2 separate regions of the Mus musculus genome follow, and region 2 is linked to region 1. The links are chromatin loops, found by intact Hi-C in ENCODE. Cell type or tissue: heart. All regions are shown on one strand. Each heading gives the region's core, and the rest is flanking DNA. Links, peaks and the distances in the headings are about the cores only.

Region 1 (8,448 bases), core at 369-8,368:
AAGACACTGAGACCATACATAAAATGTAGAAGGCAAGATTTAATAAAGCAGCGACATGAAAGCACACAGACCAGAGCTCTGGGGTCGAAACTCGTACACCTAGTGACACCTAGTGGTGTAGAGGAGAATCGACGACCAGCCAAAATTTTTCACAGGCTTATATAGTAAAACTCAAAGGGGGAGAACTGGGCAGGGAAAGTACAAGTTTACATCACTAGGGAGTTCTGCCAAGGGACAAGGGGTTCTGCCAAAGGATTCTACGTAACTAAGGAGTCATGTCCTATCAAGGAACCTACGTAACTAAGGAGTACCTGGTTCATTTTGAGGTTGTTCCAGGAGGCCTTTATCTCAAAAATGTTCTTGGAACAGTTTTTAGTTGGGAGGGTTCGAACTTTAGGGTGAGGAGTTTTGGGGTGAAAAGTTTAGGAGTGTTCTGGGAACAATCTCTAGATGGGAGGGGGTGGGCTCCGAGGTAAAAAATTCATGTTTTCACAAGAGGCCAGTAATTTTCTATTCTTCAACATGTCTCTACCTCTTGATGTCTGGGACTAATGGTGTGTGCCACTGCACCTGACTCCCCCCCCCAAAAAAAGTACCATTATACTGGGGGAGGGAGTAGTCCAGATCTCTGATTTTCAGGCTCTGTGGCTTTTGATTATCAGCCTGGGAAGGGAGTCTCAAAGAGGAAGTAACTAGATTAGGTTGGTTGCCCTGTGGGCGTGTCTACAGGAGATTTCCTCCAGCAGGGAGAACCCTCCACTGTGGGTAGCACCATTCCTTAGGAGAGGATTTCAAATGGCACAAGTCTTTAGAAAGGGATCTGAGCTGAGTGTGAGTTCATTTCCTCTCTCTGCTCTTACCTGGTGTGTGTGTCCGCCACTTGAGTTCCCCACGGTGATGGATGTGCAAGGACCCACCTGGGTGAGAGATCAGTGGGAGAGCGTGACAACTGGTTTAGCTAGCAGCAAGGCATCATGCTTAGCTAGCAGCAAGGGATCACACTTAGCTAGCAGTAAGGGATCCTTGTTGCCGGGACTGTCTGCAGGAGGGGCACAGGTAGGTGGGGGTGGCAGTGTCCTTTGCCCTCTGCCTAGGGACCACCCAGGAGGCACAAAGAGGCCCTCAGAAAACAGCCAGCTGGGTCTCAGCCTGTCCATATCCTTCCTAACCCAGGGAATAGAGAACTTGTGAACAGGTAAACAATGGCCTCTGGGTGACATGGATAGACACAGAGGCACCCATCCTGTAGGACAAGAGATCAGGCTCATCTCCACATCCAGTACCAGGGTAAGGATGGAGTGAAATGTCATTCCCCAGAAGAAGCGTGAGGACACACAGGAGGCCAGAGTGGTGGCTAAATCCATCCAGAGCCCAGAAGCAGCTCTGATAAGTGAGCTGAGCCCTTGTGTTTGGGACATTGTTCCTTCTCTGCCTCCGGTTCACCACAGAGCACTGAGATCCCAGGAACCATCACGTGACTCTGAGCATTCAAACTCGGATTCTCTGCTTGACAAACACTTTTACTCACGGAGCCCTCTCCCAAGCTCTTCTGATCGTTTATAGTTTTTAAATTCTTCAACTATACATGTAGATGTGTTTCTGTACAGGCATATGTAGGTGAATGAAGTCCCCACAGCAGCCAGAAGAGGGCGCTGGATACCCTGGAGCCTGAGTGACAGTTGCGTGTGAGCGACCAGAGGATGCTGGGAACTAAACTCATGTCCTCTGTAATGACGGTGAGTACTCTTAAGCGCAGATTCACCTCTCCAGTCCTTTCCTGAACTTTTTTTTTTTAGATTTTTTTGTACATGTATGACTGTTTTTCTTGCATACATTCATGTGAATCACATATAGTCTGTGCCCATGGGAGTGAGGAGAGGACACCCAATACCCTGGAGCTGAATTACAGGTGTTTGTGAGCTCCCACGTGCTGGGAACCCAATCCAGGTCCTCTGCAAGAGCAGCCAATGCTCTCTCGATCGCTGAGCCATCTCTCCAGCCCCTTCCTGGATAGTGTGTCATTGGGATTCACTTCTACAAACAGCCTGGCTCTGTCCGTGAGCTCACCGGGTCTGCGGGTGTGCTGGGAACCGCTTTGTTTATTCTGAGTACTAGCCCACTGTATGGACATATCACAATGTAGTTACCCCTTCGCAGGCTGTTAGGACTGAGGCTGCTCCCAACCTGTGGACCCGTTCAGATCAGCACGTGTTTGCATCCTCTCGGGTAAAGGTCTCGAGTGGGATGCCCAAGCTTTACAGCGACTGGTGAGCTCTATAGGAACTTGCCCAACTGGGTTTCAGAGCAGGTGTAACATATGGGACCCCATCAACCATGCGGAGCACCCCAGCCCCTCCCCATCCAGCCGGGTGCTGCTCTTTTTCAGTTTCAGTCTCGGTGTGCCCTGACCCTCAGTGGGGTTTCCCTGTGCATTCCTCTGACGGATGATGGTGTCAAACAGCGCCTGCCTCGGGGAAGCACCTGGAAGGCCTTTAGGGACCCCTCCCTTCCTCATCCCAGCCCTCTACAACCCTCTGCTGCCTTTCCCAAGGGCCCACGTTGGAACCCTGAGGTCTTAGCTAGCTCTTCCTCTCACTCTAACTCCAGTTTCTCGCAGGTGTGTCTCCACCCTCCATTAATCCGTTCATCCATTGGGTTCAGCTGCGAGCTACCAGCATCCTCAGTCTCCCCCACCCCGCCCCCGCAGCAACTAACTCATCCTTTTTTGGATACTACCCCCACCCCCACTCCTGCCTTGTTCATTTCTCTCACTCGCACCACTGGGTCCATGCTAGTACACGCTCTAACACCCTGTGGCTTGTGTGAGTGGCAGAGAGAAAAACTGCCGGGATCAGCTGTCAACATCCATGTGGGGGGGAGGGGGTGGTGGGAGGGGGCAGCCCCTGACACGATGGGCGGAGTCACGGACTGAACATAAACTTAGTCCCCCTTCTCTTGCCTGACCCCTTATGCCTGACCCCACCTCCTGTCCGACCCCCTCCCCGCCTCTTCCGGCTTTTTGGCAATGCAATCTGTGTGCTCCCAATTTTTGAGTTCCAGTTTCCCCCAGGCAGCAGCTCAGGTGATCGTCGCACCCCTATTTACAGCCCCCACCCCCGGTGTGAGTGCGATAATATAGGTGTCAGGCGTGTAGTAAGTGCAGAATAAAATGCCAACCCTCTGTGCTAGGCCCCAGCTCTGCTTTGTCTTGCTCTGTACAGAGAGGGGCTGGATTCTACCCTTTCAGTCACCCTTCCAAGTATCCTTGCTCTTTCTCTGTTTCAAGGAACAATTAAAGGACAATAAGAGAGACTTCCGAGTGTCAGGGAAGGTCAGCAGGATGAGTCTTTGGGGGCACAGAATTCCCCCAGAACCCCAGTGTGATCTGGAGCATGGGATGATGTCACAGTAAGAGCAGAAGGGCCCGGGCTCCCACATTCTCTGTGTGATGGGGGTCGGGCTGGGCTTCACTTCACTGCACCTCCGTTTCCTCCTCTGTGGAATGGAGATTTGAAGGTCTCTTTAGAAACCGTTTAAGGGATTCAAGACGTTCTGAGGACTTGTGTGGGTTTGCTGAGAGGGTGCCTTGACCGACTCAGGCTCTGCGTGGTCAGGGGCATACAGAGATGGGGCAGAGGGGGGCATCTGTGAGCCAGAGACACCTGGAATCTTCCCAAGGCCAGGTGTCACGTTTTGAGAATCAGTTGTTTAGCGAATACATTGCCAGAAAAGCCAAAAGCTTCCACACTCAAAACCCCGAGCTGGGCCTCCGGACACCTCCTCCCAGAAGCAGGTGGCTGGCGCCCCCTGGTGGCTGTTCACCTCACCCAGCGGGTGACCCATCCGAGAAAGAAAACGTTCTTATACAGCATCCCCAGGAAGGGGACGAGGACCCTGGGGAATTGTTATGGTGCCCTCAAATCCTGTAGCTTCCAGGTCTGTGAATCCTCCCCGCTACTTTTTTTGATCCAAAGGGAGGATAAACCCAGGATCTGCTCAGTCCGCCAGCTGGCGGCCTCTGCAGGTCCAGAGGAAAGCAGCAGACATTGCCACCTCCAGATACTGGGACATCTCCCTACACTCCCTGCTCTGTCCCTGAGGGCCCCATCGCCTGCCACGTTCCTTCCTGTCTTTCTCTGTGGCTCTCTTCCTTCTCCATCCCTCTCTCCCATAATGAAGCCTTTTCTTCGAGCCCTGGAATTGTGGGTCACACCCTCTGCAGATAGGGCAAAGCCTCTTCTTCCCAAAGAGGCTCCAGAGAGTGTTTTTTGGAAGAGAAAAACCATCATTCTTCCAGGAGACAGGATGCTGTATGGTTCAAGCAGCTGTCCCCTTCTGTCTGTGGAAAGGATGGAAGGAAGGACTTGGGGCAGGACAAGCAGCGTGAGAGTTATGGGTGCCATGATGCCTTGGTGTCTGAGTGAGGTGGGCATGTCCATCATCTGTGTGGCCCACAGATGGGCAGCCCTCGTGGCTGGCTTGGGTGGAGGGGCTCTTGGAACATAGGCTCTAAAGCCAAGGTCAGAAAGCTGACAAAACTGTGACCCTGTGTCTCGCTGCTCTGCAAATAGGGGTTAATAAGCTCACAGAGCCTGATCCAGCTTGTTGCCTGTTTATAGGTGTGTGTGTGTGTGTGTGTGTGTGTGCGCGCGCACATAGAGGCCAGAGGACATCTCAGCTGTTGTTGTTCAGTAACTTTCTTTTGAGATGCTCTCTTATTGGCCTGGCCTGGCCTTTTGGAGGTAGGATAGACTTTAGGTGACCAGTGAACCACTATGCCTGTCTTTGCTGCCCCCAGGGTGGGGTTAAGAGTGTGAACTCTAGTCGGGCGCGGTGGCACACACCTTTAATCCCAGCACTTGGGAGGCAGAGACAGGTGGATTTCTGAGTTCGAGGCCAGCCTGGTCTACAAAGTGAGTTCCAGGACAGCCAGGGCTACACAGAGTAACCCTGTCTCGAAAAACAAAAACAAACAAACAAAAACAATAAAAGAGTGTGAACTCACCATCTTAGCCTTTAAAAAAAAATCTGTGGTTGGCATCCCACACGTGGTGTGCAGTCCTGTCTCTCAGGTGAAGCATGGCTAAAAGCCTGTGGAGTAAGTAGAAGAGGAAGATGCGTGCTGACAAGAGAAGACTGCGCCAAGAGAGCTCAACAGATGGAAGAGTATCCTCAGAGTGGACGGAAATGCTCTAATGAAAGACGTTGAGGAGATAACAAACCTCTCCAGGAGAAAATGCAGTGCGAGGAAGGGCGGTGTGGCGCGGATGAGGAAAAGGATGACATGAAAATGGAAATTGAAATTAAGAGAAACAGAAAGACTCTTCTAGACCAGCATGGCCAGTACCCAGTGTGGATAAACCAGAGGCAAAGAAAAAGACAAAGCCAACAGAGAAAAGAAACGAGGGAAAAACAGAGCAAAGGCTGCAAAGGGCCTGGCCTGGTAGACCTTAAAGACTGGCAAGGGAGCCAGGCGTGGTGGTGCACCCCTTTCATCCCAGCACTCAAGAGGTGAAGGCAGGTGGATTTCTGTGAGTTCAAGGCCAGCCTGGTCTACAGAGCAATTCCAAAGCACCCAGGCCTCCTTTACACAGAGAAACCTTGTCTTGAAAAAACAAGCAAACAAACATAAAAGAGAAACTATTTGTTTTCAGTTTGGACTTAGTTCTGTAATTCAAAACCAAAATAACTCATTTGTGTTAGAAACTTGAATAAAATCTCTTTGGTGATTAAAAAAAAAAATCTGACAGGGCTGCTGAAGGGATGGCTCAGCTGTTAAGAGCACTGACTGCTCTTCCAGAGTTCCTGAGTTCAATTCCCAGTACCCACGGGGTGGCTCAAGTCTGTAATGGGATCCGATGCCCTCTTCTGCTGTGTCTGAAGACAGTGACAGCATACTCATAAACATAAATAAATCTTTAAAAAGAAATTGGCCAACACCAAAGGGACCTTCCTCCTTTGACCCACCTTGGAAAGGGTAGATTCAATAAAGTTCTCTAGCTTGTGTAGTTGTGTTCATATTTACCTGTGAGTATGGATGCCAGAGAACAGTTTTGGAGAGTCAGCCTTCTCCTTCCACCATGAGGGCCCCCCTGGAGCTTAGGCCATGAGGCGTAGCAGCAAGCACCTTCACCGGCTGAGCCAGCCAGCCAGACCCAGCTTTAGTTTTCTCGGAGACAGGGTCTCATGTAGCCCAGGCAGTTAACGAGCCAAGGATGACCTTGAACTCCTGTACTGCTTGGGTGATGGGCATATGCTACCTACCACGTGTCGCTTAAACCCTCCAGTGCCCCTTGCAGTTGCCCAAGCATGTATTAGATGTCTAAGAGCGGTGTGGACAATGGTCTAAGCGCCCTCCGGGAGGGCTGGAGATGGCAGCCTAGGCACATGAAGGACTCAGCTATCGTTTATTATAATATGTTTATTGGATGCCTGTGCTGGGCCAGGCCGCAGCGCGAGGTCATTCTGTCACTGTACGGAAACTCGTTGGTTCACACGGGCCCAAAGGAAGGACCATCCCTCCAAGCCAGGGACCTGGGAAAGCCAGGCTACCTGCCACTGGAATCAGAGAAGCAGACATGGCGGCCTCCCACAAAGCTCCTCTCTTACCGGGTTACCATGGCAACCAACAGAGTAGCTTTTGGGAGTGGAATAAGGGAGCTGAGTCTTTCTGGAGAACGCAAGGACAGGTATCCAGTGACCTGCAGGGAGACACACAGCGGTGGGCGCTCTAAAGACTCCCGTGAATACATTTCACCCAGGAAGCCCAGATCTATGACCTCTGTGACCAGCGGGTGAGAGTGGAGCTAGCAAAGGTCTCGCTTAGGTGGGCAGGCAGGGGAGTCTAAGGGAGGAAGCTGTGCAGGGTGAGGTCGTCCCCATCCCGGTCCCCACTGGGCTCTGTCTTCAGGTCCTGGACCTTGGGCAGGCCCCCATTGGCTGTGACAGGGGCCCCGTCTCCCCCCTCAGGTAGCAGGGACGAGATGCAGATCATCTCCGTGGGGGAGTAGTTCCGCACTGGGTACATGTGGGTCTTACGGGACAGACGGACCGCCAGCACCACTGTGCACACGAGGAAGATGGTGGCCAGAGAAGCCAAGATGAGGATAATCAGCAGACATTGCTTCACCGGGATGAGATCTGAACTCCCTGGCAGGGTTGGGGCAGGTGAATTCCCAGGGGTCACAATCAGCCCTTTCTTCAGGCCGCTGTCAGGTAAGTGAGTCACGGATGGCCCAAGGAAGATGGTAGACTCGTTAGACTCTGTGGACGCCGTCTCCATGGTGGTAGGTTCTGTGGAAGGGACTTCGGTGGCTGCAGACGTTGTAAACAGAGTTTTTACAGCCTGAATCCTGGGAAGCTGGGTGGTCTCTGCCTCCGTGGGTGCTGGTTTTGAGGTCTCTGCCTCCGTGGGTGCTGGTTTTGAGGTCTCTGCCTCGTTGGGTGCTGGCTGAGAGGTCTCTGCCTCCGTGGGTGCTGGCTTTGAGGTCTCTGCCTCCGTGGGTGCTGGCTTTGAGGTGTCTGCCTCCATGGGTGCTGGCTGCGAGGTGTCTGCCTCCATGGGTGCTGGCTGCGAGGTCTCTGCCTCCATGGGTGCTGGCTGCGAGGTCTCTGCCTCCATGGGTGCTGGCTGCGAGGTCTCTGCCTCCATGGGTGCTGGCTGCGAGGTCTCTACCTCTGTGGATGCTGGTTGGACGGTCTCTACTGAGGTTAGACTCCACTGTGTGGCAGAGTCTGTGCTCAGCATCCCAACAGCTGTCCCTCCTGTACCTGGGGCAGTAGGGTCAGTGGTGGCAATCTTCTCAGTGGCTCTCTCGGAGGTTCCAGCGCTCGTGGAATCTCTCTCTAGCATGACCACGGTGGTTGGCAGCTCAGGGTGAGCAGCCACGGTGTTGGTGACATTTTTCAGCAATTCTGGGGGGTCTGTGTTATACGTATAGTCAGGGTCCTCAAAATCGTCATCCCCAACCACCTGCCTCCGTTCCCGGAGATGCACAGGACCCGGGGCTTCCTTGGTTTCATGCCCCCAGGGGTCCTGCAGCTGAAGGCTGTTGCCAGGGCCCAAGATGGTCAGCAGCACAAGGAAGCTTGGGGACATGGTACCTGAGGAGACAGGAGCAGAGATATGGTTTAGCCTGCCCCCACCGAGGACCTCAAGACAGTGCTGGCCTGGTCTGGGGCAGGCACGGTGGCGGCAGACATCTCCTGAGTTGAGACCCTTGGCTGGAAGCTTTGTGCATATCCACACAAATAATGCCAACCGACCATCAGAGAAGGTTCCTTACCCTCCCGTAAGGTTTGAGTTAAATTTTGTTTTCTTTCTTTTTTCCCCCTCTTTATTTAATTTTTAATTTTAATTATTATATCTTTGAGACAAGAGTCTCTCCCTAAGCTGTCCTTAAACTAGTGATCCTCCTGCCTCAACCTCCTGAGCGCTGAGATTATAAG
Region 2 (8,448 bases), core at 258-8,257, 340 kb before region 1:
AACAGAGGTCAGCAAGCCAGGATCCAGACCCACCAGGCTGTAAATAAGGCTTTATTTAAACAGGCTTAGCCACAGGCAGTACTTAAGCGTTTTGTGTGCTGCCTAAGAGGAAAAGGCAAAGACACCCACTTCATAATAAGAGCTCTCTAGAGGCTCAGATTCCCAAAAGAGAGACAATGTATCCTAAGACATTTCAAAGCCAGGAGTCAGTCTAGAATGACAGTCGTGCTGACTAAGCAGTTGAAACATCTTAAGGTGAGCCCCTCCTCCATGCCTCTGCCTGACCTAGTGCTGCCGCCCTGTCAGGACCAGAGTCCTCACACAGATCGTCTGCCCCGTGTCCCGCACGCTGCCTGCTGGTCCGGAAGTTCTCCAGGACTGGGAAATTTAAGGGCTTATGGGAAAGTTAGGAAGTAAGACAGGCTGTTAGGTAAAACAAAGAACTCAGCCCACACAGGGAATCCCAGCTTGGGAGGCTCAGCAGGAGGATTACCTTGAGTTTGAAGCTAGGCAGGGCTGCACAGCAAGACCTCATCTCTGTAAGCCAAGGAAGAAAAAGAGCTGAGGGGGGAATGGGGACAGGAAACAGAAACAGAAAAACAGACAGAAGGGCAGAAAAGGAAAGAGGGTGGAAGACAGGAGAATGAGAGGGTATGGGGTGTGATGGGGGTGGGGGAACAAGCTCAGGGGATAGCTCCTACTCCAGAATGCTGAAGAGTTTTAAGAATCATGTGGCTCCAGGGACTCTCTGATGAGGGCCATTTTAGAAGAAGCACCGGAACTTTTGACCTGGCCCTGATGGCAGAGCACCAGTCTCAAGAAAAGATCACTGGTCCCTTGCTCCTTCCCACTGGGTGGGGCTGGGTCGTTGCGGGGCAAGCTTTGGAGATCACTTGCACCCTAGCTCTGCAGCTGACTAGCTATGGAGGACCCACCCTAAAGCTGCCTTCGTGCCTCGTGCCCGTCAGCCATCCAAGACCCTGCCTTATGGATGGAGAAACTGAGGCTTCTTTGCCATGGCATGCCTCTGGCCATAGAGGGTCTCCATAGTGGGGAAGTTGCCATGGTGATGCAGTCTCTTACTCGGGTGGAGTCTGGTTTCATTACCCTTAGCATGGGGTCCACAGAGGCTGAGGCAGCCACACCCCCTTCCTCACCACAGCTCCAAGGAGAAAGATGTTAACCAAATATCCTCCATGCTGTAAGTAATTGGAAGTCATAGTGAACTGTAGCCAGGGCTGGTTACGCCTCTGACCAAACATAGTTTATTTTGAGCATCTGTGACTGTTATTAATAAATAAGAGCTCTAGAGTTCATTGCTAAACCGAGACCCACTCCTTTACCACACTAGGTTCAGGCACGACAAACAAAATCACGCCACGCAGACACCCACCCTAACCTGAAGGAGTCGACCTACTTGAACCCAGCCCAAAATCTTTTGTTAATGTCTCCCAGCTCCATCATGCGTTTCTGCCTGCATTGGATACTGGAGCTGGTGGAGATGAGCTCTAGAGAAGGAATGGAGGGAGTACCATCCCCCTCGCCAGCTGCTGAGTGCCTTCAGTGAGTGGGGGGGGGGGGGTCCTAGAATGAAAATTGAAAACAGCAGAGGTCCCTCTGGGCAGGACATTCCACTCCTTTAATGCATCTTTCCCAAGCCCACATGGTTTCTCATCAGCCACAGCCCTGCACATCACAGGCTCATAAATGCTGTTTCCCTTGCCAATGATTGGCTGAGAGTGAGCATGTGACTCACTATAGCCAATGATTGGCTGAGAGTGTGCATGTGACCCAGTATAGCCAATGATTGGCTGAGATTGAGCATGTGACTCAGTATAATGCGGAAGACACCTAGGCTCTTTCGAAAGACTAAGTCCATTAGCGAGGCCACCCAAAAGCCCACACACTCGGCTGGAGCTAAGGCCAGGTGGTTAATAGCACATCCCGCTCTTGCAGAAGACAAAGTTCACTTCCCAGCTTCCACATCAGGAGGCTCATGGTTGCCTGTGACTCCAGCTTCAGAATACACACACACACACCTTAAAACATCTTAAGAAGGAAGGACACCCCCCCCAACTATACTCTGGGAGCTTGGAGTGGATAGAACCCCGCAGAGGGGAGTCATACTGCCAGAAGATTCCAGTGGATAAACAGGCAGAGTGCAGCCAGGTGGGGATGGCGCTCATTTGTTCTGCCCAGTCTACACCCAAACGCTGCTCTAGTACAGACTTCCTTCCTGGGTCACTCGGCTTCCTTCACTTGACCCCACAGCATCACAATCACAACTCTGTCTCTGTAGAACAGTGAGGGCACAGAGCAGCAGGCACGCTGCCCAGGGTGACACAATGGGATCTTCTACCATTGCCCCAGAATCCTCTGCCTTCACCTCCCTCCACCAGAACTGACACATAGCCGAGCCCTAAGAATGGACATTCTGACAGTTACAGCCATTGAGTAGCCAAGGTGGCCTGTGCTGAATGCTGAGGGAATGGAGACCCAATCCCCAAAGAAGGAAGGGAAGACAGCAATGACAGAGTATGATTGACAGGTAGGAGAGATCACAGGGGCTGGTCAAGGCTTTGCCAGCCACCGTGCCTGGGGCAGTGATACTGTAAAAAACATGCCTGACATTGAGACGGCATGGTCTCTTCCTGCTGTGGGTGGACCATATCCAGTCACCTGTCAATCCCTTTGCTAGGGAAATAGGAGTAGTTGTCAAACATTCAATGTGTCCTTGCAAGGTGCTCCGGGGAGGACTCCAGGTGGTCCTAACGATGATAACAGAACAGCATAGAATCACACTGCACAGTGCTGGCCCAAGTCACCATCAGCTGTGTGGCCTCAGCCATTCCCTGTCCTCTGAAGGCTGTTCACATGTCCTTCTGTGAAATCATGGGAAATTCCTTGACTCTATGATGAAGATGTCAGGAAAGAAGATGGAGCCCTCTGCCCCCAGCTACAACCATGACTGTGCTTTCTCGTTCCATGGCTCCGGGGGGGGGGGTTGTCTCTCTAAAATCTTCTTTGAAGAGGTTCCTGATACTAAAAAGGGGGACATGGAGGAAAGGGTGAAGGGGATGAGGAGGAAGAGGAGGAGGGTGAGAAAGAAGACAGAATAGGAAGAAGAGGCGACATGGAGAAGGGAGTGGGGGGCGAAAAAGAGGAGGAGGAAGGGAGAGAGGGGAATGTGGAAATGGGAAGGGTGCCCACCGCCCACGGGGCAGGGTGAGAGGAAGCAATAGAAGAATAAGAAGGGGAGGAAAGGGATGGGGGGGTGGCAGGGAGAAGAGAGACAACTCGAGAGGAGGGAAGAGGGGAAGAGAGAAAAGGGAAAAGTTAGAAGAGGTAGAGGCAGGGTAAACAACACCAGCTCAGAAGCCCCTGGTAGAAGATTTTCTGTTACTCGGTGGCTGTACTGGCTGGTTTTGTGTGTCAACCTGACACAGGCTGGAGCTATCACAGAGAAAGGAGCTTCAGTTGGGAAACAGCCTCCGTGAGATTCAGCTGTAGGGCATTTTCTCAATTAGTGATCAAAGGGGGAGGGTCCCTTGTGGGTGGAGTCATTCCTAGGCTGGTATTCTTGGGTTCTATAAGAAAGCAAGCTGAGCAAGCCAGGAGAAGCAAGCCAGTAAGAAACATCCCTCCATGGCCTCTGCATCAGCTCCTGCTTCTTGACCTGCTTGAGTTCTTGTCCTGACTTCCTTTGGTAATGAACAGCAATATGGAAAGTGTAAGCTGAATAAACCCTTTCCTCCCCAACTTGCTTCTTGGTCATAGTGTTTTGTGTAGGAATAGGAACCCTGACTAAGACAGTGGCTAAGGGCACCATCTTAGAAGTCTCCCCAGGCCTGGATCCTCTGCTGCCAGACAAGAATGTAGCCTTTGCTCTGACCCTGGCCAGGAGGGGGCGCTGGAACTCCTTTCATTTTGACAGTCCAGGAGGGTATTTAATTTGCACTTTCCTAACGCTGGGGAATGTGAGCATCTTTTCCTTTGTTTCTTAGCCACATGGATTTTGTCCATAAAATCCTAACTTTCCCTCTTCTCTTTTCTTCTTTTTTTCTTTTCCTTTTTTCTTTTTTTGCCATTTGTCGCGTGTGTGTGTGTGTGTGTGTGTGTGTGTGTGTGTGTGTTTAACACTGTGGATATAATCATAAATCTAATATAGTCATGCAATATGGATTTTTTAAAAGATATTTATCTTACTAGTAGTCCAGGCTGGCCTTGAACTTATAAAAATCCTCCTGCCTCAACATCTGAGAGGGCTGGGATTTCAGGTATGAGCTACCATGCCCTATATATAGTGTGGATTTTAAAAATCTTTTACTGGCTTTTGCTTTGTTTTTAATCTCATGATAAGGGCACAGACTGTACTATCCTGGGAGGATTAAACAGCTTAATTTGGGATTCCTGGTGTATTATCAGATAGTTTATTCTGTTACTGACCAGCTCAGAGCACAGGGATGTGGTTCTGTGGTTATTCGGATATGTGCGCATCTTTGGAGTTGGTTACAATCCTAAGGCCAGGCAAAGTGATCTGTAGGAATTCCCCGTGAAGAGGCACTCAAAACCTGGAACCTGGCTGACCTGTGTCTACTTGGTTGAGAAGTGGGTGGCATGACTGATCCACGCTGGGCACTATGCTCTAGAGGCAGCATCAAAGATACGCTCATCCCTGGGAGGTGGAGGCCAGTGGGAATTCTCTATGAACAAGAGAAATTAGCAAGGTAGCACCTGTGAATCATCTCGGCTGGTCAGTCCTGCCAGGGACACCGCTTGTGGCAGAAGCAGACCTCACCAAACATGAGCCGGTATCCGGGTCTCTGGTTGCTGGGTTACACCAGCAGGGAGCGCTGGGTTATATCAGCATTGGTTGCTGGGTTACACCAGCATGCACTTGTACCATTTTGTATCTATTTCTCGTTCTGATGAGGCTACTGTGTAACAAATAGCCCTAGAAAGGTTGGAGATAAACAGCAACAGTGTGGCAGCATGGCCAGCCACTCTGATTTGCTGTTCTAAATAAGCTTTCTTAACCCTCTGGGCTCATCCAACCAACAGCAGGCTCTTTTTCACCCATCTTCTATGGTCCTTAGACAAACAAACAGCCTGGGTGTGGTCTCCTGGTGTGGACAAGGGCACCAGCAGGATTGAGCCTTTTCTTGCCCCGGTGTGAGCAGTTCACCTTCACTGTGACTCCAGTGGGTTTGTGGTCACCTGGGAGACCCGAATGTGTCTGTGAGGATGTTTCCAGAGCGGAGTGAAGACCCACCCACCCTCCACTCACAGCTCTTAGGTATCAAGGGCTAAATAAAAATGTGATGAGCTGAGCGCTGCCATTCATCACTTCGTGCTTCCTGCCTACAGATGCTAAGTGACCCTCTGACTCATGCTCCTTCACCACCATCTCCCACCATCACCGCGACCTCCCCCACCATGATGGAAAACACCCTCAGACTCTGAGCTGGGGTCAACCCTCCCTTCCTGAAGTTGCTTTTGTTGGGTGTTTGTAACAGCAGCAGGGAAAATGGAGGAGGGGTGGCACATGGGGGAGGGGTAGTTTAATCCCAAAGCCAAGGACAAGAGTCATGGACAGAGAAGGTACTGGGGTCTTTGCTGCTGTGATCACAGCAGTGCAGCAGGCAGGCTACAGAAACAGGTCTGGATGGGACCCACCATTTGCTGCTGAGGTTTTACATGGGATCCCTTCCCAGAAATCCCCCCACCCAGCCCTAGGTCACACCACAACCTTCTTGCTTTCTCTCAGCTCTTTGCCAAGGGACAGAAATCTCTGCAGTGCGGCCCTCCTGCTGCTAATGGCTTCTCTGTCTCTCTTAGGGATTGTGCACCAGGAGACCTCACTAGCTTCTTCTGATGATGTTCTCAGTGCCCCCAGTCCTAGCCATGCAGACGACAGTGACACAGCTCTGCAGCTCCTTTCACAGGGACTCCACAGCCACTGTGTCTTTTTCCTGATCACTGGCAAGCACTGGGTAAGTGTTATATGGTTCGCCTTTCTCACTGTGAGCACCAGCAAGGTGTGGATTGTTTCCATGTCAAGACAAACGATGGCTGGCTCATCAGGGTTCAGCAGAAAATGGAGAAACTTCTGCCCCTGGATTCTTTCTAACGGTCTGAAGGCTCAGGATCCTGCATGTGACCCACCCTGTTTGGACTTGGATGGAGTCTCCTTGACTGTTGCTAATGCAAGTGACAATGGAGGGATGGAGATGTCCAAGGGGAGGGAGTGGTTGACTTAAAGGTGCCAGGGCCTGTGGATGCAGGAGGGGACTCTGGAGTCTTTTCACCTGTGCAGAACAGCCCTGCTCAGAGACAACAGGGCACATGAGCATTGATCGTCAGCTTCTGTGGAATCTGCCCTGAGAAAAGGAAGGAGCCGCCAACCTAGAACAGAAGCTCCCCCTAGTTCTATGTCATTGGCAAGTGACTAGACCTCTCTGGGCCTTGGCCAACTTACCTGTAATGTAGATTCAGTGGTCAACATTGTTCCTCAACTTGACTGGATTAGAAACACCCAGGGGTTTGGTAAGCCCACTTCTGGGTGTGTCTGTGAGCTGTTTTCAGAGACCTTAGATTGACAGTCTGATCCAATTGATGGACCAATGACTTCATAGAACGATAGGCTGCCAAGTCAAGAGTTGGACTGGAGGGGTGTTCTTGGGATCTCGGTCCTCTTCTTTCACAGCCCCCTCCTGTTCACCAAGAATTAGGGTATAACCTCTACCAGGCTCTCCCAGCTCTTGCTGCCATGTTCTGCCCAAGTGCTCAAGCCGAGCGACTAGGGACTGAACCCTCTGAAAACAGAAGGCATGCGCTAAGCCCAGTCCTTTCCCCTTTAAGTTTTTTGTGTGAGGCATCTGTCACAGGCACAATGAGAACTTAACTAATGCCACGGCCCAGCGGCTCAGCCGTGGGTAAGAGCTGTGAGCTCACACTCAGGAAGTTGGGCTCAGAATCCAGTCTCCCACAAACAGCAGCACCACCCCTTTAGATACACAGAGTGGGGCTCTCTGGGCAGTCTGGAGGAAAAAGCTGTAGCCTCACTGGGTGTCTCCTCAAGTTAACTAAGGACGGCCAGAGCAAGCCAGGATTCTCAGACTAAGATCGGGACCACAGTTCTGAACTCTGCATTGCTGCCCTAGGAGCTGACAAGCAGGGCTTTCTCTGCTGACGCTGATGGCAAGCTGAGAGCTTGTCACAGCAGACTGCTGTGGGGCAACGCTGGGAGAACACTTCTGAGCTGCCTGCTTTGGGAACATTCCCTCTCACCCCCACATCATCTCGTGACCCCAGAGCCACGTGTGGCGAATGCAGAAATGGCCATAGTCTTCTGCCCCTCTCAGCACATACCATCTCCCATCATGGCTCCATCTTCTCCCACTAACACACAGAGTTAAAATCCTTGACCCTGGGCTAGCACTGTCACTTAAGTCTGGCTGATTGAAGATAGCTGAAGCAACTCTGATAGTCCCTAGCTCTTAAGGCAATGGGATGGTGTTCTGTCCTTTGTAACATTGGTCAGCTACAGGGTACGAGCCCAGACTAGACTGCTAAGGCTGGTAGAGATACTTTGTCCCAAAACCAAGAGGAAAAAGCCACCTCATGCAACACCCAGACACAGAAGCAGGTCCACATGGTCCAGAAGAGTGACCAGTCAACTCACATACGGTAACTGAAAGGACTGAGGCTGTAAGTTTGGGCATGGTTGTTATGAAGCAGTAGCTAGCTGATACACTGTGTGTAACAAAGAACTCAACTCTCTACCTCATTCCAGAATGGTACGAAGAACTTCACATCCCATTATGCCCCTACTCAGTCCTCACCAAGACCTGCAGAGGACACGAAGGCTTGGCCAAGCTTGTGCCAATTGTGCCTCGCTCAATGAAGAAGCCAGGATTGGAACTCAAGCCTACCTGATACCAGAGTCACTTCTTGAATCTGAGAACCATTCTCAGAGTGGAGCCACCCTCCCAACCTGGCCCCTGCTTCCTGGAGGTCCTTCTCAAAACATCTGTGGACTTTTGTCCCAGGCCATTCTTCTTAGTTGACTTTAATCTCCTTCATCTGGAGCCCCACACGAGGAAACAACTCAGTGGACCCCCCATAACATTTAGAGGTGAAGGCTGTTTGTTACACAGCTCTACCGTAGCCATTGCTGACTGAGGCATACACCCTCCTGGACTGGGCAGTGTTTTCCTGAATGTCCATCTCTGCAGTAATCTAGAGTGAGGTCCTACTAAGTGCTCTGCCCAGATGAGTTCTTTGGTCCATCGTTATGTCAGCCAAACCTGGCACATAGTGAAGGTAGGGACCAGGAGTGACTTTCCCATTGCATGAGCGGCGCCTGAATAACGTTAACAGTAATGAGTTTCTAGGTGCTGCAAAGTAGTTGCTTTTTTTTTTTCCTCGTTCATTTTTCAGTGTATA

The links. A loop is a pair of places that touch in the nucleus more often than their neighbours do. Peaks named below come from ENCODE experiments on the same cell type or tissue, not always from the same donor. Only the 100,000 strongest peaks of a DNase experiment are listed, where the experiment ranks them.
Region 2: a loop joins it to region 1, with 2.6 times the contacts of the local background. A loop is called at or near these places in 8 of 42 quality-filtered maps.

What each region holds. Positions count from the first base shown.
Region 1 is chr5:113,812,146-113,820,593 of GRCm38, forward strand. It overlaps Selplg (selectin, platelet (p-selectin) ligand), which reads right to left. Exons shown (of 2, transcript NM_009151.3): 2 at 5,653-8,103. The coding sequence starts at 8,098. The coding sequence ends at 6,845. Gm42004 (a long non-coding RNA gene) reads left to right here. Exons shown (of 5, transcript XR_878692.2): 4 at 1,608-1,736; 5 at 2,158-2,839. It also overlaps the pseudogene Gm19931. Among named protein-coding and RNA genes, the nearest start is that of Selplg, 14 kb to the right of the region's middle. In heart, for the core only: CTCF peaks have their summits at 1,635 (motif pointing right) and 3,814 (motif pointing left); no DNase peak of the experiment used is centred there; H3K4me3 peaks cover 544 bases; H3K27ac peaks cover 301 bases; H3K27me3 peaks cover 3,102 bases.
Region 2 is chr5:113,467,708-113,476,155 of GRCm38, forward strand. Gm30812 (a long non-coding RNA gene) reads left to right here. Exons shown (of 3, transcript XR_389557.3): 2 at 5,839-5,993; 3 at 7,796-8,448. Among named protein-coding and RNA genes, the nearest start is that of Gm30812, 7.2 kb to the left of the region's middle. In heart, for the core only: CTCF peaks have their summits at 3,902 (motif pointing right) and 4,827 (motif pointing right); a DNase peak (open chromatin) is centred at 3,883; H3K27ac peaks cover 1,367 bases; H3K27me3 peaks cover 477 bases.